Regions from separate parts of the Mus musculus genome. Here region 1 is linked to region 2. Evidence: chromatin loops called from intact Hi-C (ENCODE). Cell type or tissue: left cerebral cortex. All regions are shown on one strand. Links, peaks and the distances in the headings refer to the core of each region. The heading gives the core; the rest is flanking DNA.

Region 1 (12,400 bases), core at 1,381-9,380, 800 kb before region 2:
GATGAAGATGTAGAACTCTCAGCTCCTCCTGCTCCACGCCTACCTGAATGCTGCCATGTTTGCAACTTGATTATAATGGACTGAACCTCTGACCATGGAAGCCAGCCCCAAATAAATGTTGTCCTTATAGGAGTTGCCTTGGTCATGGTGTTTCTTCACAGTAGTAAAACCCTAACTAAGACACATTTCTGAAACATTAATGATATTCTTCTATATTTGGAAACAGGAACCTAGCATAATTTTCATCAGAGTCTTTACCCAACCACTGATGGAAAAAGATATAGAGACCTACAGTCAAGTATTAGGCAGAGCTTGGAGAATCCTGTTGATGAGGAAGACAAGGGATTGAAGGAGATAGAGAATTCAAGGACACCACAAGAAAAGTATAAAATCAACTAACCTGGGTCCATCGGTCCATTGGTGGTCACAGACTGAATCACCAGCAGGTAGGCATGCATGGGATGGACCTAGGCCCTCTGCTCATATGGAGCAGTTGTACAGCTTAGTCTTCAGGTGGGACTCCTAACACTCAAGCTGTCTCTGACTCTGTTGCCTGCCTTTGGATCCCTTTCCCCTAACTGGGCTGCCTTGTTTTGCCTCAGTAGAAAATGTGCCAAGTCTTACTTCAACTTAACATGCAAAGGCTGGTTGATATTCATGAGAGTCCGCTTGTTTTCTGAGGTAGAAGGCCTCAGAATAGTGGATGGGTGAGGTAGGTGAGAAGGAATGGAAGCTGTGATCAAGATGTAAAGTACGTAACTTAATTTTTTTTTTTCTAAAAAAAATGTACTAGCCCCAAATAACAATATAAACAAATATATTAAAAATAAAAACAATTAATTAAAAATAACCTGCATTTCAGCATGAGCAGTGTCTCTTCATCCCTGCTTCTTTTCATTCCCTTTCATGTTTGCCTCCCAGTTATTTCATGGTTTATCTTGCTTCCACATACTTTCCTCGAATATTATGATCACGCCAATGAAACTCTAGCTTCAAATTGGGTATTAGCATCTACATTCAACTGGTTTCAGGGATGGATTGATCTCTGGCAAGGTAGACCCAGATCAGGCAAGAGGTAAGACATCCAAGAGTCTCAGATGTCTCTCTTGTGAGAACGTTCACTCAGTGATTCGGAAGAGTTTTTCAGAGGAGGAGCTGTTCTGTACTTTTCAGTAAGAGAGACGTTTGAAACTTGAACAGTGTACACAAGGGCAATTGAACTGGCTGGTTGCTGTTAAGCAGCATCGGTGCCCTCAGTGGGATAATGAAAAACTGAAGGCAATTAAGAAACAATGAAAATTAAGTATGAAGGGCACAGGAACATTTTGATTGATAACAAACATTGCTTGAGCAAGATAATTGGATGCTGAATTCAAGAATTAATGGAGTTACAAGTTTCAAAGGAGATAACAGTGGAGAAGATCTGTTAGATAAAAAAAAAATGTGTGTAGAGATTACAATAGAGATTTAGAGTGTGTCTTAGTTGGGGTTTTACTGCTGTGAACAGACACCATGACCAAGGGAAGTCTTATAAAAAACAACATTTAATTGGGGCTGGCTTACAGGTTCAGAGGTTCAGTCCATTATCATCAAGGTGGGAGCATGGCAGTATCCAGGCAGGCATGGCGCAGGAGAAGCTGAGAGTTCTATGTCTTCATCCAAAGGCTGATAGTGGAAGACTGACTTCCAGGCAACTAGGGTGAGGATCTTATGCCCACACCCACAGTGACACACCCATTCCAACCAGGTCACACCTATTCCAACAAGGCCACACCTCCAGATGGTGCCACTCCCTGGTCCAAGGATATACAAACCGTCACAGAGTGCCTGACATCCCCTGAGTCCAGGAGCCTGATCTAGATGGGTTGGAGCCTGCTCTAAAGGGACTGGATCTTGCTCCAGAGGGATCGGTAGAACCTTTTTATTAAGAGGGACATCAAATTAAGCTTTTGTGTGTGTGTGTTCCAAACCTAGTGTTCTCCTGTGAGAGAACTTAGCAAATTCTACCTCAGCTTGTACTAAATTTGTGTTTTTCTCATGCTCCTTGAAAATATTGTTATTTGTGGATGTTCCTGCAGGCTTTTCACAGAAGCTAATTATTCAATCATTACCAATTCAGCACTGACTTCTTAAATAGACTCAAATGAGTAGTGCTGGTAACATCTGTCAACTCATTAGGAGCCAAGGAAAACCATTTGGAATATGACTTGGCTTTTTTACTTCACTGTAAAAGTTCATCCTGTTGTTTCCAATGTCTAAAACCATTGGTATAACTTAAAGCTAATACCTTCACAACTTCATTTGCTGTGCATATATTTTATTTTTTCCATTCCACAGACATGATTGAATTCTGTAAGTAACCTTCACAACTGGGTTAACAAATGTGCCATTTAAAAATTGACTTTAGTCATATCCGTAGCACATTGAAAAAATGTAAAGATATTGTACTGTAATCACATTGTTTTAAATTTTATTATCTTTTTAAAAAATCTGTGAATTTCAAAAGTTGTGATAAGTATTTATTACAAAATCCATTTTGTATGCTTATAAAAGTATTAAATGTTTTATGATATAATTGTTTTTCAAATAATAAATATTTGGTTGTCCCAAAGAACATAAACTTTAAGTCCATTTTGTCTCTGTTTTGACATGAAAGAATAATAATTTGCCAGCAAATTTTAATAAATGAATAATAAAGCATGAGTAAATAAATGGGCAAAACTAATAATAGTCAAATTTCATCATAGATAATATTTTTAGTTTTCTAATTTGAGATGATGATGACCCAGTGTACTTTTAATTTAATAGTATAAACAATAGTTACATAAAAATTTAAATATAAAAAGAAATCTGAAGCTTATTGTTATCATTCTGTCTAAGCTCCACCCCACAGTTACCTGGCAACAGCCAGGTGTGCCTGACCCACTATAGAAGCGGCTGCTTACCCCCTCCTTCTCTCCTGTTCCTCTTCTTTCCTTGCTCTTTCTCAGCTTCCCTTCCCCTCTCTCTCCCCATTCCCTCACCCCCATCCGGTTCCATGTGCTCATGGACTCTACTCCTCTACCTCTCTCTCTCTCTCTCTCTCAATCTCTGCCTCTACTACCCTCTTGAATAAACTCTATTCTATAGTATACAGTCTCATTCTCTGGCTGGTCCCTCAAGGGGAAGGGATCCCTTGGCATGGGCCCACTGAGGGACCCCTTCTCTCATCCCTCACCCCACTTCCATAGAACATATCCCTTCCACTCTTTATCTTTTTATAAACACATCACTTACAATGATACAATAGTGAAATTATACTCGAAGCATGAACATTATAGAATAGGAATATATTTACTTGCAAATTATTGCAATTTATAATGTCATAATTATTTACAAGAGCAGAATGAGAAAATACAGGAAGTAAACATTTTACACTTGGAGGAGAAATTATTAAACAAAGACATCTGTAAAGAACTTTATAATATGCAAAGTTTGTAATGGTTAAATATTGATATACATGTTATAAGTCATCAGGAGATGAGTTACATATGAAATGAAAACTTTGCTCTGTAAAATTTTAATCAAAAAAAAAAAAACCTTGGAGTATAGTTTCAACAACATGAAATAAAGGAATATTTCATAAAATAATAGAAAGCAGAAGAAAAGTCTGAGTGGAATATCCAAGCTATGTAGGACTTAGAAGAAAGTATTGAAAGAAATATTTATAATATTTAATTATTTTGACATGTTTTCCTATGGGGAGTGAGGTATTTAGGGACTTTCAAATTTGTTCTCCAATATCTATAACTTTTTGAAATTTTTAGACATTGTTTCAGTGCTGTCATACAAAACAAGCCAAGTTTCTCATCATTGCAAAGACACAAAAGAGTAGGTTGAAGTGAAGCATATCTCACCACAGAATCACTGGATCACCGTGGCCTTCCATGCACAATCTATATGTAATGTTGAGGGGCTCAAGGCTGTGAAGACCAAGCGGCCCTGCCCACCTTTAAAACATCCACACTATGCTTTCCTCCTCCTGATTTAGCTATCATGAGACATTTTAGCTTTTCTGAAAGGTTAAAAAAAAAAAAAAACACTGACACAGAAAACCATGATACATGAATTTCAACAGGCACCTTTACACAAGATCTTTATGATATACCCATCAGAATTACCTTAACGGATACAAGAAAGTATGTTACAAATGCTCTCATTACAGCTTTGCAAAAGGACAAACGGAAAAATAATTTTTAAAAGTTACATTGTATTGATTTTTATATTTTCCTAAGAATGTTAGAGAAAACTTTCCATAGTAAACTATTATTTCAAATTTGTTAAAAAGAAAGAAATCCATTATAAAATAATAGAAAAGCAACATTTAATTTAAAGATAGATAGATGGCACTGTAGGTCTATCTTAGTCCTCTTTCAGTATGAAGAAACTTTTACCTTAACTTCTTTCTGATATATGTGATATTGAAGATAATTTCCTTCCCAATATCCTGAAAAAAAATACTATAATCTTAAATCATTGATATTGTTTATTCTTAAACAAAACAAAATGTGTTATTTCAAGTTACCAATACAAATGTATATGTATCTGTGTGTGTGTGTGCGCACATGTGTGTGTATGATATAAAAAGAAGAAAAATTAAGAAAATTTGTCAATATCTGGAAATGTAATCATATCTAATAAGCTAATTCAGAAGTTTTAAAACCTTGAGCTAGTTTTTTGAATTGCTTCCAGCATTTGTTCTTTCCTAACTTCTGTGCTTCTGAACCTGGTATAGAGTATGTGGTTGCTGATGGAGTTAGTTCCCCTTTTGCTTTTAGCTATGGGCTTCCCTCAAGCACCTTGACACATGGCCCTTCTTAAAGGGCATCTCACTTTCAACACTAGAGCTTTCTTCACCAAAAACAAGGAGATGGTTAAATTATATGAATCTTTGACTTTTCATTTGCAAATGTAGAGAGTGAATGGGGGCTTCCAAGCCAGGGGTCATAATCATTAACATATGAAAGAAACTAAGACAAAGAGAAGGACTGAAAACATTCCCCACCCAGGCTACAGGTAAAGGCCTTAATAAGTTACACAAAAGCCTACAGATTACAAATTCAGTAAAGATGGGTGCTTTGTGAATGACTCAGAAAAGGGTAAGGATATACCTGCTTCAGGACCTGTGAGCTTTTCATCTTTCCAGCTTTATGGACCATTTCATTTCTTGGAACTGTTTTCTTAATAAATAGTCTTTATTTCTACCACTAATTATATGTCTCTGGTTCAATACTTTGTTCTATGGGACAGAAACTGGAAATCTCGGATGGTGACCTCCAGACCCGAATCCATACCTACAACATTTTTATTGATCATGGAAGAGACACAGATTCACTTTCAGTCTGTTTTATTTATTTTAAATAGGTTAAATGGTTGTGATTGGATGAAATTTGCATACTAGGAACCAAAGCCACTGAAAACCACTCTTGAAAACTTCCTACTAATTTTCATTTGTCTGTAGATGAGAAAACACTCAAACAACTTAAATAATGCCCACATGAACACGAGGCTCTCATCATCAGAAATATAAGAGTCCTTCCAGCTGCTTCAGAGCTTAGAGAGAATGCATGCCAAGCCTCAGATTTGAAATCACTTCAGCCATTTCTGTGATATATCCATGTACCACATTTAGCAGAGATCCTAACTAACTCTAGTAACACTTTTGACCCATAGAAATCATAAAGTTTTCAGAAGATGTTGGGATATTTTAAAACCTTTCAGCATGGGATAAAAGAATAATGGTATTAGGTTCACCCTCTTCCCCAACCCCAGCTCATAAGGGACCTATCTATCTAACTCAGGTTCTTGCCCATTTTAACAGTATCAAGTAAGGTTTCTGTCTCATGCAATAGGTTTTAGATCCAACAAAAAAGTAGTGTGTGTGTTTTTTTTCTTTTCTTTTCTTTTTTTTAATAACATTTGGACCATTATCAGAGGCAAGTCACTATTGTATGTAGCAAGATTTAGAGGTGGGTCATAATAATAATAATTTTCTTTCTGGTAGCATGTCGTCTAATTTTCACCCTCTGCTACTGGATCAAAAAGATGGTAAAATATTAAAATAGATTAAATATACTGTGAGCATATTATGCCATTCATCCAACTGTCTATGAGTAAATCAAATAGCCAATTAAAATTGCTCACGCTAAGTGAATGAGGTTCATCAATGAGTTATTCCTAGACTAAAAAGCTACACATAAAAAGTATCTGCCAAATAAATTGTCTTTATGTTTTTCAAGGACAATTTGAAGAATTTTAAAAATGCTTTATCTCTCAAAACAAATATTCTCATAACTTAAACTTTGAAAAAGTTACCCATTAATTTAAAAAACATAAATTTTGTTTGGTGTGGAACTGAACAATAACTATTCCGTTGAGTTGTTAGATTCCACTTTGGCATCTTCTGTATTTTGTCAGGCATTGACATTTTCATTGTGCTAGTATTTGCTAATAACTTGAAACCCAAAGGTGTTTGTCATGTTTATACTAGGAGAATTAATGAGCATGTTTTTATTCACACTGACTTGGTAGTTTGTTCTTCCTTCATAAAGATGATTATCTGTAAGTTGTATATCACTATTTAAATCCCAATTTACTTGGAAAATAAAACTCAAGAAGTATTTAAAAAGTCAAATTAATTCTACAAAAATTGACAAAGCATTTGCATCCAAACTGTAAAGATCTTTCACCTGATGTTTTGGTTTATTTTTAGATATGCAATTATTTTTGAAGCTATTGTAAAAGTGAGAGTCACCATGATCTCGTTCTCAGTGAGATAATCGTGGCCTTTAAAAATGCCAGAACTATTTGCTACTTTCAAAATCATAGCTGAGGTAAGATGAAATGACAAGAGACAGGTGGGCACAACATACCATGCTGTAGTAGGTATTCTGGACTACATGTTAATTGTAAAACCTGCTATTGCATTTTATATTGAAAATTGTACCTGTGTGAATTAAATGTGAGAACATCGTGAATTAATGAAATTTAAATTGCTAAGGTTAATATTAAATTAAATCATCACACTTTCCCTACTTAGACTCCCTCCTTTCCTCTAGGAACTTAATTGTGCCTTCAAAACTCTGAGACTTCACTTTCACAGGTAATTTTTAGTCATTGCTAAACAACTTCTCATGGTTACAGTAACTGATTCTTCTTTCTTAAATATTCCTTGAACTTAGGCAGACTGAGTCAACTGCCAATATTAAATCCAGAGAATAAAACAGGGTAGGATTCCAAATAAACTTGAGCAAGCACATCTGCAGTTTACTTGCTTAGAACACTGATTTTCTTTTCTTTTTTATTTACTGATTATTTTATTTATTTACATTTCAAATGTTATCCCCATTCCCAGGTTCCCCACTACAATGCTCCTATCACACCCCACCTTCTCCTTGCTTCTATGAGGGTGCTCCCCCACCCATCTACCCACTCCAGTCTCACCACCCTAGCATTCCCCTATGACTGGGTCATAGAGCATTCACAGGACCAAGGGCCCCTCCTCCCATGGATGTCTAACAAGGCCATCCTCCACTACATATGTAGCTGGAGCCATGGATCCCTCCATGTGTACTCTTTGGATGGTGGTTTAGTCCTTGGGAGCTCTGGGGGGGGGGGTTGGTTGGTTGGTTGGTTGATATTGTTGTTCTTCCTATGGAATTGCAAACCCCTTCAGGTTCTTTAGTCCTTTCTCTAATTCCTCCATTGCAAACCCCGTGATCAGTCCAATGGTTGGCTTTAAGCATCCACCCCTGTATTTGTTAGACTTTAGCAGAGCCTCTCAGGAGACAGCTACATCAGGCTTCTGTCAGCAAGCACTTCTTGGCATCAGTGATAGTGTCTGGATTTGGTGTCTGTATATGGGATGGATCCCAGGTGGGGCAGTCTCTGAATAACCTTTCCTTCAGTCTCTGCTTCACTCTTTGTCCCTGTATTTCCTTTTGACAGGAGCAATTCTGGGTTAATAATTTTGAGATGGGTGGGTGTCCCCCATCTCTCAAACGGGGGCTGTGCCTAACCTCTGGATATGATTTTCATGGAAAGACAACAGCCCAATGTGAGTGCATGCAACAATGGGCATCCTCCACTCTGATTCCTTTTCTTTTCTTAAGCTATCTTTTCTTTTCTGTCTGCCTGTTCAAAAGCTTCTTCATATACATTCTTTAAATTGAACAGTCTTTTTGTTAGAAAATAGTCTTTGTCTCATTTCCATCACCTAAGTGAATCTACACAAACAAATGTTACATTTTTTTCCTCTTTTTTTTCACCTTTAAAATTGAACTTCAAATCTGTAACATCCAAACACTGTGACAGCCTCTCTGAAATTTATCTTTTTGGTTTCACTTCTTAACAGCCTAAATAAGTACTTTTAAAAAAATTCATTTAATTGCTCCTTATTTAAGTTTTTTTTAAGGTTTGTTTGAGATCTCTATTTTAGCTTTTGTAACAAAAAGTCCAATTTGTGAGACAATACAGGATTCTAGAGTAAGGAATATAAACCAAGGCTAAATACTTTGAAGAAGGGGTGTTTGGCAATGGTGAAAGAACCACTAGAACTCAGTCATAGATACAAGCTGACAACCTGTGTTTTTGAGACAGCTCTCCAGAGATCTCCAGACAGCTCAGCTCTTGAAGACCAAAGCCCAGTCTTTTTTTTTTTGCATATCAATTCAATTCTCCACCCAAGTTCCCCTTTGATTGTCCCATGAATCAGCATTTTGTAAATTTAGCCCCTTGATTCTTAGAAAAGATAACAAGTACATTAACATAGCAATGACTTCAGAGGTCTGCCTCCTTTTATAAGCACAGACAATAAGCTAACTGGGTAGGATCTGGCTCTGAGATCACCATTCTCACCCTATCTGGGCATAAACTAGTTCTGTCTCTTGAATTCAGGAATCTGCCTGCCTTTATAAGCACAAACAATAAGCAGTGTAGGATCTTTCCCTGTGATTACCACTCCTCAAATCTCTTTATGTCTTTCCTTAATATCTTTTTGAGAAGCTGGCTCATAGTACAAGTGCTTCTGTTCTTTTAGATCCATGAAGCCCCTCATAAAATTCATATTGCATCTTTATATTTTTGCATAGTTCAGAAATTACACATTCTTGAACTCATTTTTTTTTTCAGAGTTCTTTCCCACAGCTTTACAGGTTGTCCTGAAGGTCACAGCATTTACCATTTTGCTGAGACACACCCTCCCCTGCCCGGATTCAAGCTGCTTCTAATTATCATGGAGTCTTTAACCTTGTCAGGGAAACATCCCCTGATAACTTTGGTGGGGACAATATTTCCCAAAGGAGGAAAATAAAGTAAATTATGTACACTGTTATACAAACATGCCTGATGCCTAGAAACCATCATCACTCATGGAGACTCATGCTCTGCTAGCTCTGCTCCAGGTGCAGGAGGAAACTGTGTCATGCCATCCCTTCTGAATGGCTCGACTTGGCATCTATATAAGTATAAAATTATTAAATTAAAAATTTTTAAATTCTCTTTTTTGTTCAACTGCCCTAAGATATAATCACAACATATAGAGCAGTTCAAAAATTTTGCTGCATATGCAAATGTTTGTGTTGAGTGCATGTAAAATTTTAATATTTTATAAACTTTATTGGATGATAAAACTACAGTTTTAATTGTATTTATCTTTTTACTTATCTTTCTATGTGAATTACAGTGCACACACATAAGAATATACATGCATATTTACCTGCACATTCCTATGAGTACATGTGTGCAATTTATGCCAAGGTGTGTATGTGTGTGTGTGTGTGTGTGTATGAAGAGACACCTTTAACCTATTTTAATGTATACTCTCTTTGTTGTTTTCTCTGTATACATTAGTCTATATGGCCTAAGGTTTCCAATATCCTCCCTTTGATCATCACATCTTTCCATAGAAGTAAGGGGAATATACTTACCTTATCATGTCAAACTTTTTTTAAAATGAGTTTTAGAATATGAACTTAGCTCTTCATATTTATAGCTAGGATTCTTTCCCACTGAGCCATCTTGGCAGCATGTATTTTATTATTTTTGTTGCTCTTATTAAAGAGAGACATTTATGTGTAAGTATACATAGTTTAGTAGCACCTGAGAAGTGTATTTTTCAAAAACAGATACAAAACATAAACAAAACAAAGCAAAAATAAAAATTTTAATATAATGGCCAAAAGTAAAGAGATCAACTTATCCCTAAATAATACCTAAATCCATGGCATTCGAAAACTATCTATTCCATCCCACAAAATGTTAGTAATAGATTGTTGAATTGTACATGTACATTGTACACTAATAAATGGCTTTTATGATATTGCTTATCTTATAGATATCAGGTAGTTTCTTAATTCAATGGCAATATTTCTTTAGTCTACTACTTAAAAAATTATATTCTTAGTTATAAGTGGAATATTACATGTTATTGTAGAACAACTATATTGTTAAAAATCACTTTCATATTACTATGTATTCTCAGGAAAAATTGAATTAAAGATGCTAAAGCAAATAATAAAGTAAAGGGGAAGTTTTCTATTAATCTATAGAAGATTGGAAATCTCAATAATTGGATACATATGGAAAATCTAAGAATAAATATGCTGTACATTTAGAAGTTTTTATATAGAAATCAACCTACTTATTCATGCTCTAACTTTATCCCTAGTAGCAATTTTCAAATTTGCAAATTTTGAATTTCAAAATAGTTATTTGCAAATACAATTAAAAATATACTAAAAAATGTGTGATGGTTTGTATATGCCTAGCCAGGGAGTGGCACTATTTGGAGGTGTAGCCTTGTTGGAACAGGTGTGGCCTTTTTAGAGTGTGTCACTGGGGGCTTGGGTTTTAAGACCCTTGTTCTATCATCTTTCTAGAAGCGGGTCTTCCACTCCCTAGCAACCTCTGGATGAAGATGTAGAACTCTGACTCAGCTCCTTCTACACTATGACTGCCTAGATACTGTCATACTCCCACCTTGATGATAATGGACTGAACCTTTGAACCTGTAAGCCAGCTGCAATTAAACATTGTCCTTTATAAGACTTGTCTTGTTCATAATGTCTGTTCACAGGACTAAAACTCTAAATAAGACAAATTGTACAACTCTGGTAGGGGTGATGGTTGTGTGTTTTTTGTTTGTTTGTTTGTTGTTTTGTTTGTTTGTGTTTTCTGACAGTGTATTCAAACAAGTTTTCATAGTTTGTCCTGGATTGTTCTTGAATTTTTTATGCATCTAAGAATGACTTAACATTGTGATCCTCCTGCCTCCAGGTCTTCCAAGTACTGGGATGTTTCACATGTGGCACCATGTCATATATAAAGTTCTTAATCTTTCAAGCAACAATAGCAGTAGTAAGTCTAAGATTAGGTATATTTGTGCCATATATAGTTAATGATAAACTACTTATATCAGAGTGCTGAATAAGATATTAAGAAGGTATAATTTTTACTAGATAAATGTCACTTAAATAAATTGTCATATTCATATTTTATAAATATTTATAATATAGTTCATATTATAAGGACATTCTAAATATTGTATAATGTTTTCATTTGCATATATAGCATGGCATGTTTAACTCAGCTAAAAATACATAGCTGCTCAAATATTAGGATTAAGACTGAAAATATTTGAATTTATACAAGCGATTAGTAACAAATTAAGTAACCTAACAAAAATGGGCAAAGTTCCACAGTAGACACTAAGAAGATCTAAGAACAGCCAATAGAGAGAGGAATAAAATGTTCAGAATCTACAGTTGTAGAGGGAATCTTTTGTGTAATATATAGATGCTTCACCTATCAATAAAATGGTATTGGACTACATGCGTAGCAGGAAATAGGCAAGTGAAAGTTCTGAGATAAGAGAAAGGATTCCAGGATAGATTTGCTCCAGAACTCTGAGGAAGATGGCCACATGAACTCTAAGGAGTTGTGGCACTCATAAAGTAAAACAAACAGATAATTGAGTTCTGTGCTAGTCAGGAAATAGGCTCAGACTTATGGCCTAAGCATTTATTCACATATAACTCAGTCTTAGAATCTCTATTTCAGGGATCTTGGACGTGGGTGGTAAAGCCTGTGGTTACAGATGGCATCCACCCTTGGGCATAAAATGGAAGTTTACAACAAAAGATTCTGGCATTGAACCAAAAGTTCCAGACACTGGAGACAGAGAGACAGATGCACTTTCCTAGTCAGGAGGGAAGGTGTTTCCTTTTAGAGGGAGAGAATAAAAAACCTCAGTGCACATCACAGCCAAAGGCTCTTTAAGAGTAAACTCTGGGGGTAACCCAGCTGGTGGGAAGGGAGGGGCTTTAGGTCTCTCTTGGACTGGAGCTTAAGTGAACTTCTCAGA
Region 2 (12,400 bases), core at 1,463-9,462:
GCACAGACAATGACTGGTGAATACACACACACACACACACACACACACACACACACACACGCATCCACCCATGCACACATGTGTGTCCACACACAAAAACACATTTGTGTGAATTTAACAAACAGAGATAGCAGTATAACGTTAAGCTTGTATTTGTAGCCTGTTGACACAGGGCACTAGACTACTTTACTGGTATAAACTCTCAAGCATAAGGAATATACAAGTCATTGCTAGCTAGTTTTAAAAACATTATTCACTATATTGCAACACATCACCCTAACATGCATGCAACACATAAACACCTACTCACTGAACATATAGATGCATACACACATACACACAACATCCACAAAGTTATACACAAAACACATACAACACACATACATGACAGATACATGCACACACTACACACACATACACACAACTATAAATATACCACACATACACACACACATACTTACAAATACCACCACATGCACACATATATTCAGACACATATAGATGTTCACATACATACTGTCATGTTCATATACATACGTGTTTGTATGTATATGGGTTGTGTATATGCATGTGTATGCTAGAGTTATGAGAACATGTGTTGTGTGTGTATACTTTTGTATATGTATGTATATTTGTCTATGTGTGTATATTTATATATGTGTATATGTATAAACATTTATATGTTTGTATGCACATACAGTATATGCACATATACATACAATATATATATACATAAACATACACATATGTATGCATAGATGTTCAAACTGCACACATACATATGTATATATATATATATATATATATATATAGCTTGTATATATACAGACACACAAACCTGTTTACAGACAACAGACACAAACATACATTATACATATAACATATATAAACACAAAATATACAAACACACACATATGCACACATAAATGCAACAGATACGTGTGTGTATATATGTATATATGTAAGTGTGTGTGTGTGTATATATGTATATGTATATATATATGTATATATATATACACACACAAATTAAACCCACATATATGCACACATATACATATATACATTCACATTCATACCCACACCAACATACATATATCACACTGTGCTAAGGTCAACTTTGAGGGAGACAGAAGAACTAGTGCATTCCTCATGAGTGATGATAATTTAGAATGAGACATTCAAGTTTACTCACCAAAGCCTGATTTACTAAGACTTAGTAAAAATGAAGATTCCCATGATGATCAGCACATTAGCTGGAGTAACTCATAAATGAGAGGCCTGCTCCCAAAGCACCCGAACAGACAGAAAACAAATGATGCTGGGATACCTATGTTAAAGGGAATTTTCTAACAGATGAAATAGAATGCCCTGTTTGACACACAAGGCTTTATCGAATTTATTACTCTAATGTTAGGATTCTGGCTTCCATGTAGTTTTCTCACTTGGAAAATTTAGGACTTTAAAGTACATAATATAAAGTGGCTTGACTTGTGAAGTTTAACTCCAAACAAAATAGCCACTAAATCATAATCAATTTTTGGAAATGCAGATCCGGTAGGAAATATAGTAAAGCTTCCTACTGTAGTTAAAGAATACTTTCTGTATTCAAAGCTGCTCCAATGGTACAGACTCCCAAGGAAACCTTGGCCTGATTAATGTACCTTATGAAATCTCGGAACCTTTGTGAAGCCTCAGAAGAAAACCTTAGACCCGCGAATAATTGTAAATGTAATTTCTCCTGGGCTCCCTTCCCTTACCGCAGGACACACTTGGATCATTTTATTCCACAACAAATATTCTTGTGATTCAATGATACTTAGACCAAGAGTTGCTATTTATTAAAAATCTTCTGGCTTTAGGCAGTTGTTGGCCAAACTGGAATCAGGCTGCTGTAGCTGTTTGGTTCCTCATGGCCTTCAGAGCTTTATATTGTCAAATGACTCGTTTAAGGCATTAGCATGCTGATGTTCTTGAAGTAAAACTGACATGATACCTCCTCAATCTGAAGTTCCTGTTTATGTCCATCTTTTAGCAACATTTAAAAAGATTTCTAGATGTGCCACAGTCCTATGTCTGCTACAGGACACATATGAATAAAAGTAAATATGTTTGGTACTCAGTTTTTCCCCAAAATGTCTTGACAGAGAAGGAAGAAGTGTGAATTCTCCATAACCCTTACTGCAGTTCTGGTTAGAGTAATTGCTAACATGAGGCGGTTTTTTTCCCCTCCCTTAAAAGGGTTTTTACATTAGTTACTCATCCCAATTAGAAATATTCTCTCTTAAAATGCTTAGCTATGAACATGACTCAGTTGTCCATTAAAATCTGTTTGCTTTACTGTTTTCTTGGTATTCATAAACTTTATTGAGTTAAATTTTCGATTACATTAATCATGTTCAGTCAAAACTGAGAGAACTATAAATTGAATAATTTCTTCTCACCTGAAATTGTTAGTTCTGATGAACATTAAAGAAAAGAAGTGAAAACAAGAAGCAATGCAAAACTATGAAAGGGTATGAACATCTAATTATGGTGTGTATCTGCAAAATTTGATTTATTTAAAGGCATAAATTTAACATTATCTTTAATAATCATAAGAAACATGTGAGGTAAACTCTTGGAATCATTTAATTTTCTACAATTGTAACGAAGTCTTCTAACATTCTGTGGTTAACTTTCAATTTTACCTCCAAATAAATTGACTCGACAAAGCAAACAAATACCAAAACTAATGACCTTCCCTTTGAATAACGGCTTTGAACCAGTCGTACCATAAATCTTTAACTCCAGAAATCAAGTATCAGAACATGGACATTCTGGTCTACATATCAAGTTCCAGACCAGGTGGGGCTACACGCTGAGACCCTGTTACCAGAAACAAAACCAAATATCAAAGACATTGATGTAAACATGTTAGAAAGAATATACTATTAGAATGCTATAGATTAGAACTGTTATCGTTTATATTTATTCATTTTAACTACATAATAAACAATGAATTCAAAATTTCATGTTTTTAATTTCTAAACGATGCTTAAGACATACATTTTCTTTACTGTTTTGTGAATTGTCACTAGATATTTGAATGTTATATATAAGGTATAGTAAGGTGATACTGAGATTTTGAGCTGATTAAAGAATATACATCCTGCTGAAGGAACTAGAGAGGCACCCTGTGAGGGATTACAAACCTCACTGGCACAATATATTGAATTAAAGTTGGAAAAGTTAAATTCAGACTTAGTAAATAAGGAAAAAATTTAGATTGCCTTTACCAAGGTGTTAAAACAAAATTAAGAGCATTTATTTTCTGTTCACAACTATAGTAGTGATCCAAATGTTTACATATTGTGTCTAATTACAAACTAATGGAATAGCTGGAATATCTGACTGATGTCTAAAGCCAATTGTAGAATTTAGGTTTTGATTGAAACAAACAAGTGCTTTAGCCAATCATTTCTCAATGTATTCTGTCTTGTACAACATGTTCCCTCCACAAAGTCTATGTTTATTATCTTTATTTCCTGAACGAGGCAAGTTAAAAAATAACAATGGATAACACTTTTGGAGACTAAGTTCCTTTGTAATAATTGGAGAAACCAATATAAGAAGGCTATTTACATAAAATTTTCATATAGAAATTATTTTGGGGATGTTTTTATTTTCATCAATTAATTTCTCCAGTTTTTTCCAAGAGAAGAAAGAAAACGTTGGTGGCTTTAAATTCATTCATAGTTACACATAGTGTGTTAACTCTGTTTTGAACATTTATTTTATGTTTTATCAAAAAGAAATGGTCAGCTAAGTGGTATTTTTCTTTTTCAACTACAGAATTTTAATTTCCTGTCTTTGGATGTGTTTCAATAATTAATATTTAATAAATACCATGGTATGTCTTAGAACTGACTAACATTGTAACACTTCCATTGTCAAAGTCCTCACAATTAAAAAATGGTTAAGTATCTTCATATCAAAGCTGGTGCTAGAGTAATAATGGACTTGATCATGTTATTTCCTTTGTTATGATTCTACACTGTCCATGGCCATAACCCTGACAAGGCTGTGGATCCTGCTTCAAGGTTCTATTTGATAGTTTTGCAGTGAGAATCATGGAGCTACCATTTAATTCCAACAAGTTCAACCGTTTGTATATAGCACTGCTTCTGTTGGCCTTTGAAATAGGAACGCAGCAAGACTGTAATGGGTTGAACAATTTGCAATAATGTTTCTTCCTCAATTATGCAATTTTCCAAAAACTTAAAATGCTAAATAAATAATGAAATTAAAAAACAAACAAGCAAAACAACAAAAAAGCAAAACTATGGTGGGATCTGGTATGGTAACAGAGGCTATACTAGAAACTGAAGGGCTCTGGGTTCAATTCCCAGCACCATAACCAGACAGGTAAAACTATAAAAGATAGAAATTTTCAATTAGCATTTAAAATGCATTTTAATCAACACTGAACCATGGCATGGTATTTTCCTCATAATATTATATTATTGATAAAAAGATACGTCTGCAGTATGCTTATCTCTCTCAATTGTAATGGGCATCACTAAGTCAACATGTCTTGACCTTCAAATGCTTCTTTGCCATCCGGGTAAGAAGTTGCTGAATGCTGCTTGAAGATTTTATAAACATAAACTTTTTCTCAACTCACTGTGCATGAGAATTTAGGCAATTTGCAGACAAATGTTATGCAGACGTTAACACCAATAATACTGGATACAGACATCATAAAGCCAAGCTTTAATGGCTTCTCCACTACTTCCACCCCCCTCTCTAGTCACGGGATTTTACTGAAATTGTCCGAATATTACATGTATTGCTTATAACTGAAGACACACACACCAGATTAGAGAGTATTCTGCAGCTCTATTCTGTCTTGAAACAAGTTTTCATTTTTTTTCTTGTATATTTATATTTAAATATATATATGAATATATATATATATAATTTTTAAATTTGAGAAATAGAAATGTAGTTTCCCATAGGAATCAAATTTTACCTCTGTTAATTAACATTATATAGTTTTACATATTTATCTGTCCTTACTGATAACACATGTTTATGCTATTATAAGTATCAGGATTTGGTAGCTCACAGACAGTTCTCCAAGTTTTCTATTGCTCATTGCTGGCTTTTGTTCTGTTTGAAATTAGACTCTTTGGCTGGCACATATTCACAACAGAAAGCCCCATCACGAACTTTTATTAACCCACTTGATACAGTGACATAGCTGCAAAGTGAAATCTTATTCTCGGATTATGTAGGAAATATTCAAACTGTCCAGTGAACGATTATCCAAATCCTCAAGGGGCACCTAATCAATCAATCAGTGTTGTGTGAGAGGAAGGCTGCCGGCTGCTGAATTAGCTTCTGCTGGAATGTGTTCATGTGTAACATCCCACTGCCTGGATGACATCACAACAGCTTCAGGTCCTTGAAAGTCTTGAGGATGATTAGCTGAAGGAATTGGCTGTTTCTGCCAATCATAACCCGGCAGAGCTGCCTTCATAGTTCTGGAGATGTGAGAGAAAAAGGGAGGGAGGGAGAGAGGGAGGGAGGGAGGGAAAGACCGACTCCAGCTAAGCAAGAGGCACAGCAGCAGTGGCAGAAGCAGACAGGAGCAGCTGGTATTCCGGTGATTAAATAGTTCTCATAGCCTTTTTGCTGTACCCGGTCTGCTCCCTGGGGTAAGGCTCGTGTCCGAGAAGGAAGCTGCATTTTAACGGTGTGCTGAACAGAGGTCTGAATCATTCCAGCTGGCTGCTTGTTTTGAAAAGGACAATGTGTGTATAAATAAAAAGACTGCTGGAAGGGTCCAGACACCGGCACCGGAGCTGAGGAGTGCTCTCAGAATCCTGTTGAGGCAGATGGCACGAACTGAAAGCTCCGCTAATTAACGTGGAGCCAAGTAAACCTGAATTCTGGATATCTCATTTTCTAACTTCGGATAAATTCAAGTTAGCAAAAGAAAAAAAAATTGAAATGCTTCTCTAGGTAAGTTACTGCCCTAATTTGTTGAAATTGACAATGACGGGGTATGTGTGGCTTAGCTTCATAAACAAGTTAAACGCACTAAAGTTTTATTTGTGAAAGATTTATGTAGAAGCAGATACTTTTAGAGCCAAATTCAATCTCCCTTTCTGGCGTGTGTATACATACCTGTCAGTATGTAGAAGTTATATTTGCATTGTATATAGAATGTATTGCCCTGCTGTAAAAAGGGAACTGAACAGCAGATTAATTTTAAACAGTTACTCTGACATTTGCACCAAAACACCTCCCTGGATAACAGGTTTGTCCTGTTTCTACTGGACCTACTAATTTTGCAAACTCAGCCTTCAGTCATAACTGTGGCTGGTGTTTAAATGTTTCCTAAGAAGTATTACTTAGAATGTGGCATGCAAATTGCCCAAGATGAGAACTCTTCTCCTTGGGACATAAGATTTATAGGTGTTCTCTGTTTTGATGGAATTTTGAGAGAAACAGCTGGCACACACATTTGAAACTGAACGACACTGGCATATGCTGTTTATCAGGAAATAGATGCTATCCCCTAGCTCATATTAGAAATGAAAACATCTCAGGGTAATATATGTCATATTCATATCCTAGATTGTGAGCAGGACACCGACACCTCAGTGCCGTATTCACACACACACACGCACACACATATACACACACACACTTCCAAAGCCCCCTACACAAAACACATTGGAAAATGCGAGATGTTTAAAGGTGGTCTTAGTGTTTCTAATACTTATATCAGAAGAAATCAAAGTTTAAAAATATTAAAAATTGATTTCCTTTTAACTTGTCCTAATTTACAAATTGATATACTTTTTCAGAAGCAGTGTGTTGTTTATTTTGGTAGACTGTGTTCTGCTCCTCAATTAACTTTGAGAAAGTGTAATGAGTTTATCCTTTCTGTCAGACGCTCCTTTTCCTGCCTTCACAGCGTCTGTTCTAGGAGTTTTCATTTACATGGAGGCAGAACTTTTCAATGTTAAGCTGAAGCAAGATATTAATACATTTCTGTCATTCAGGCTTAGTTATCCACTTTCTTGTCAGTTTCATAGTTAAAATCCTGTATATTTTGGAATAAGAAGAAGCTGGTGAAGACAGAAGTTACTAAAATTACTTTAATTTCACTAAAACTAAGAGACAATGAGTTTCTCCAAATGATTTTAATGAGTTGTTATTTTTCCGGATCACAACTATTTTAATTTGTTTTACTGGAATTGGGCCAATTAGCTATAAGCAGAAACTTAGGTAGTGATGGATAATTTGTTTTGTTTGTTTCAATAAAGTTTAAGTCAGGAACATAAGACCCCTGACCAGAAGGATCTCATGGTGAGAACCAGCATTCCCCCAAACATTAGAATGTTTAATAAGAAAAGTAACTGTGTCATTTATGTTTATCTCTGGACAGAAATAGATATTTGAGTATACTATGATTTTTGCTGTTTTTCCATAGAGAATTCTCTGGCAATCTATAGCATGAAAGTCGTCCTTGATGGAAAATACAGATAAAAATTCTGATGTAACTCTTTTATAAAAGAAAAGCTTTGGATAATTTTATTATATTTTATTTTTAAGAAATCAATGAGAAAGCCATCTGTACATAATAATCTAGATCATTCTTTTGCTTTTTCCTGAAAATAAAAAAAATTGCATGTTCATATAGAATGCATGTATATACATTCACCTGAGAAGCAAGTATCTTAGATTTCATCAGGCATGAAAACTAATATATCTATTTGATACGGATTCGGTCTTCCTCCAAGAATGCTACCATGCCATGATCATATGTTTAAAAGAAAAATACCTCAAATTCTTAATTGATCTCAATGTCAGACCTAGTGTTTCTAAATGCTAAATAAATGTTTCTAATCCATACAAGAGTTGAGCTGAGAAGTTTAATGTATTGTGATTCCCTCTCACTTTGTTTTTACTGAAAAAGTGAGAATAAAATACCATCATGCTATTTCATTTACTAGCAACTACTCAGGGAGAAGAGAGAAACACTTAGCATACTGTGTTCAAACTAGAAGCTTTCTGGCTGATGCCGCCTCTCCAGATTTAAAAAGCAGCTGGGGAAACTTATAAAGTGAAGCTAGACTATCAGCCCTGGCTGTCAGCCAAGCCTGAAGAGCCATGCACCCAGAAGCCTACTCTTCCCCCCACCCTCCCCGTGGGCTGGAATTTATTGATAATGCATTATGTTTTAAGTCTAACCTGTACAAACTGGAATATTTCAGGAGCAAATATATTGCCAGACTAGGGGAAAACTGTAAAGTAACAAAGATTTCTTCTTTATCAAAGGTTGCTGGGATGAAATCATAGCCTAAACCCTATAAAACACAATATGTACTGGAAAGTACAGGAAGGGTGAAATGCCTTCTCTACATACTAGCTTGGAATGGCAGCAAGACCAGAAGTGCCATATATACGTGTGCCAAAACAAAGAACTTCAAGGTTTTATTCAATCAACCAACTCCAAAAAGTCAAGTAAAAGTAGGACTTCCAAACCCTTTCATAGTCTTGTAGCTAGACAACAAAAGGTAAACTCTCCTTCATTGTGCACCTCCCAAGTAACAAGCCAAAGGGGATGCTGTCTGCTGTTTATTTTAAGTTCACAAAGTGAGAGAAACAGGGCAGGTGCCAGACACGATGTATGCCATTGCCTTCAGCCATCACGATGTAACAGTCAGCCAAGCTTTCCTTGACACTTTAGGAACTTTCAGCTTATGTTGTTACACAGAGTGTTAAGTGGCCTCTTCTTTAGACTCATTCTGCTTAAGCTTCTGCAGCTAGAGCAGTTAATGATAATATATTGCCAAGGTTCCTTTAACTCTGTTTCTAACGGATCATATCACATTTTAGGCTAGTCAAAATTATATTTAAGTAATAATACTGAATTTATAGATTTCCCCCTCCCTTAAAAAAATCAGATAATCCAATAATAGCAAACTCACTAAAGCATCAGATATTTCAAAACAAATAATTCTGAGACAATAAAAGTTTTGAGATAAAAAATACTAACTTCCTCTACATTCCTACCTGCAAAAGGTTTTGCAGATATTACATGATAGATATCTTTCCTTTGTCTTGTAACTTTTCATATCAGTTTAAAGATATCCAGGAGTGAGAGGTTTTAACAAGATAATTTGCCTCGTGACAAGTCAATAATTACTTTTAGATGTTGCTATGAGCTTATACGAATATAGCACTTACAAGCATTTTGTAAAAGAATTACTTAAGATACTTTGTGAACTGTAAATGAATAATCATTATTAGTTACTCAAACTTAAAGAAGTGCCTGTGAAACATGAAGGGATAAAATGACTTGTATTCAAATGTTCTAGAAAATACTTTGATGAATCCAGGGTGTTTTATTGTTTTTTTTTTTTTTTTAACCAAAAATCACTATTGGGTTGTAGAATTGAATTTTCTATTCCAAAATCTTACCTTACTCTTTATAAGAACAGTTGTTTGAAATATTTGAAAACCTCAATATAGAGAACAGCACTTAGCAAAGGAAGAGACACATACATATCAGCAGAAACACCTCATGCTCCTAAGTTAGAAGAATCCAAACATTTTCCCCCCAATATGGAACTGCTTTTGCTTTTCTTTTCTACCTACCTACCTACCTACCTACCTACCTACCTACCTACCTACCTATTTATTTATTTATTTATTTATTTATTTATTTATTTATTTTCTTTTTTACTTTTTGTGGAAGTGCTGGGGTCCAAACACAGGACTTTTTACATGAATAAACTGTCAAGTGCTGTACTGCTAGGTTACCTATTCTCCTCATTAAAATTATTTAATAACATTTGTCTCTAACCCCATAGGCGATGAAAGGTAACAGACCAGGTACAACATGTCCAAGCAAGGAGTAAACATAGGCACACACTGCCTCTGATGCTTTCTATCCCCACCTGCTGCCACCTGTGCTCCACTTCACCTTTCTTCTTCATTTGCATTGATTTGGTCACGCCCTACTTTCCTTTCCTCTCTGTCTCAGTTTTCCTTCTTTCATCTCTCTCCATCCCCACCTCCATTCATTTTTTTCCATGACAACTTTAGTGCACAGCTGATGAGTGAACTACTCATATTTAGCATGGCAGCAAATATAAGACACAATGTGACCACAGTAAGTGGGGAATGGTATGGGGAATATTGGTTAAAGCAATAAGGAATAAGAGAAGATAAAATGGGAAATTTGCATCAGAAATGTAGCTCTCAAGATAACAGCTATTCTTCTGCTATGTTGTTAGGTAATTTACTTTTCTAATACTTTCTACAGAGTGCTTTGATCCCCATGCATAATACTCTCTTTCATGGGCAGCAACATTTTTTTTTCAACACCAAAATACACTATAGAGTTAAAAATAAAATTATAAAAGTAAATACTCATTAAAATTGCTATTTGAACACCATATTAATAATTTATATATTTAGTAGTTTAAAAATAATAACAACTGCATGCAGCCCAAAGGCCAGATGCCATGCTAATGAGAGAAGAAGACGGGAAGGACAGATATTGTACACATTTAGATGGTTTGGCTTAACTCCATTCCTGAATCAGAAATGCAACTGTAGACTGCTGATCCACAAAAATTTGTCATATTTCATCAGACTTTTCTAAAGAGTTCTTGAGGCACTGAATAGGGTTTCACGCCTACATTAAAAAATCATTTAAACCTCAGAAATAAATATAGCAACACTAAAGATTAATACAAGGAGAGGAAACAGATGCGGCGGTGCATATGCTCCTACAAATGCATATAAAAGTCCTAATTCTGTTCATTACTCTAAAGTGCAAGTGAATAATTAGAATCAGGATTTAAATCTGATCTGCTTCTCAAACCGTCTCTCCCTAAATTTCATGTCACTCCAAGTAAGAGTTCACTTATTCTAAAAGGTGGAGTAAAACACAAATATCGACTTGTAAATGATACTTATTAATTCATTGAAAGCACGTGGTTCTTCAGATTGCAATTTCTAAAGAAGCTTTCCTCAGAATGACATAATGATGAAAATGATGCGACAATTGACCAATTGAAGTTGAAGTCAATTTAAGACTTAAATTACTCTATTTCTCATTTCCACCGAGAAAAAGGCTTTAATGATTACATGCTCATGTTCCTAATGATAATGATAATAAATATTATTTTCTTTATTATGTGATAGATGCTAGGAAAGATGAAGACCATTCTCATGAGGATCATACTCTGGTTGGAAAAAAGAGACATGAGCATGAATCCTCTAAGGATGAATAAGTGAAAAAGGGGATCAGAGCTACACATGAGAATTATAAATATGACTGGTTAGTGAATATCCTTCTGAGAAACTATCCCTCAGTAAACAATCCGGTGAAATTTTGAATGCTGAACTCAATGGCATGATAGTTTTTCTCATAGCAAAAATTAAATAAAAATGTGATTGTTGCTAGAAATTTCTTAATATATGCAAAATAAAAGTCTGGAGTATGTATCTGACCATTGGTTATCTCCTCAGTTCTCTGGAGCTGCAGGGAATGATTTAAGTTAAGTCACACTTTTGGTGACACTTTTTTGGAGAAAAGTAATATAAAGTTTTACAAAATAGAGTTTTCATTTTTTCCCTCTATACTTCTCAGTTCTAAGCACTTAAAAATAATATCAACATAAATTATCTTAGATCATTCACCATGTGTATATACTGAAAGCTAATGATACTATTGAAACCTAGGCAGTAGAAGAGCCCACTTCCTAACCTATATTCATGTATTAGTGGGAGTATGAACCAAGATTCTAAAACCATCACACAGCTAACAAGTGCTGGTCCTAAAGAATTCTCCATATAATATAATTACTGAATATGTAAAAATATACATTACTTTCTCCAACTACAAAGTAACTTCAGCTCCACAGTCTATTTACTATATCATTAATGTTGCCTTAGAGGGTATTAGTGAATCATATTGTCAGTACTAAAGAAACATTTATCAATAATCCTGCTAGGCAGAGATCTGACATCCCTTGGTCTATCTGTGATTCTTAGGTTCCTAATGCCTTGTATTATGCAGGCTTCTCTGGCACTTCTTTTTCTTTCATACAGACACGGGCATCATTTTTCTGTCCCATAGAGTTCTCACCCAGTACCAATTACCTTACAAAATAATTGATATGCCTGTGTTAGCCCTCCATTCCAATGTAACTAAAGCTTTCAGTGGTGAGAATGTCTAGAAAGTAGTCAGGGAACGTGGTTTTCATTAATAAAAACCATGAGGAACAGGTAGAAACCATGCATGTATTGAAGAAATGGCAATATTTGAATAAAAAATACTACAACGGACCAATAAGATGCATTTATTGGTGGAGGCATAAGTATTGTA

Evidence for each region. A loop is a pair of places that touch in the nucleus more often than their neighbours do. Peaks named below come from ENCODE experiments on the same cell type or tissue, not always from the same donor. Only the 100,000 strongest peaks of a DNase experiment are listed, where the experiment ranks them.
Region 1: it touches region 2 in a loop (4-fold over the local background); 3 of 42 quality-filtered maps call a loop at or near these places.

Annotation. Positions count from the first base shown.
Region 1 is chr3:124,601,319-124,613,718 of GRCm38, forward strand. No RefSeq gene overlaps it. Among named protein-coding and RNA genes, the nearest start is that of 1700003H04Rik, 26 kb to the left of the region's middle. In left cerebral cortex, for the core only: a CTCF peak has its summit at 4,385; no DNase peak of the experiment used is centred there.
Region 2 is chr3:125,398,502-125,410,901 of GRCm38, forward strand. It overlaps Ndst4 (N-deacetylase/N-sulfotransferase (heparin glucosaminyl) 4), which reads left to right and starts at 5,590. Exons shown (of 14, transcript NM_022565.2): 1 at 5,590-6,006. In left cerebral cortex, for the core only: no CTCF peak of the experiment used is centred there; DNase peaks (open chromatin) are centred at 5,645 and 8,132; H3K4me3 peaks cover 1,128 bases.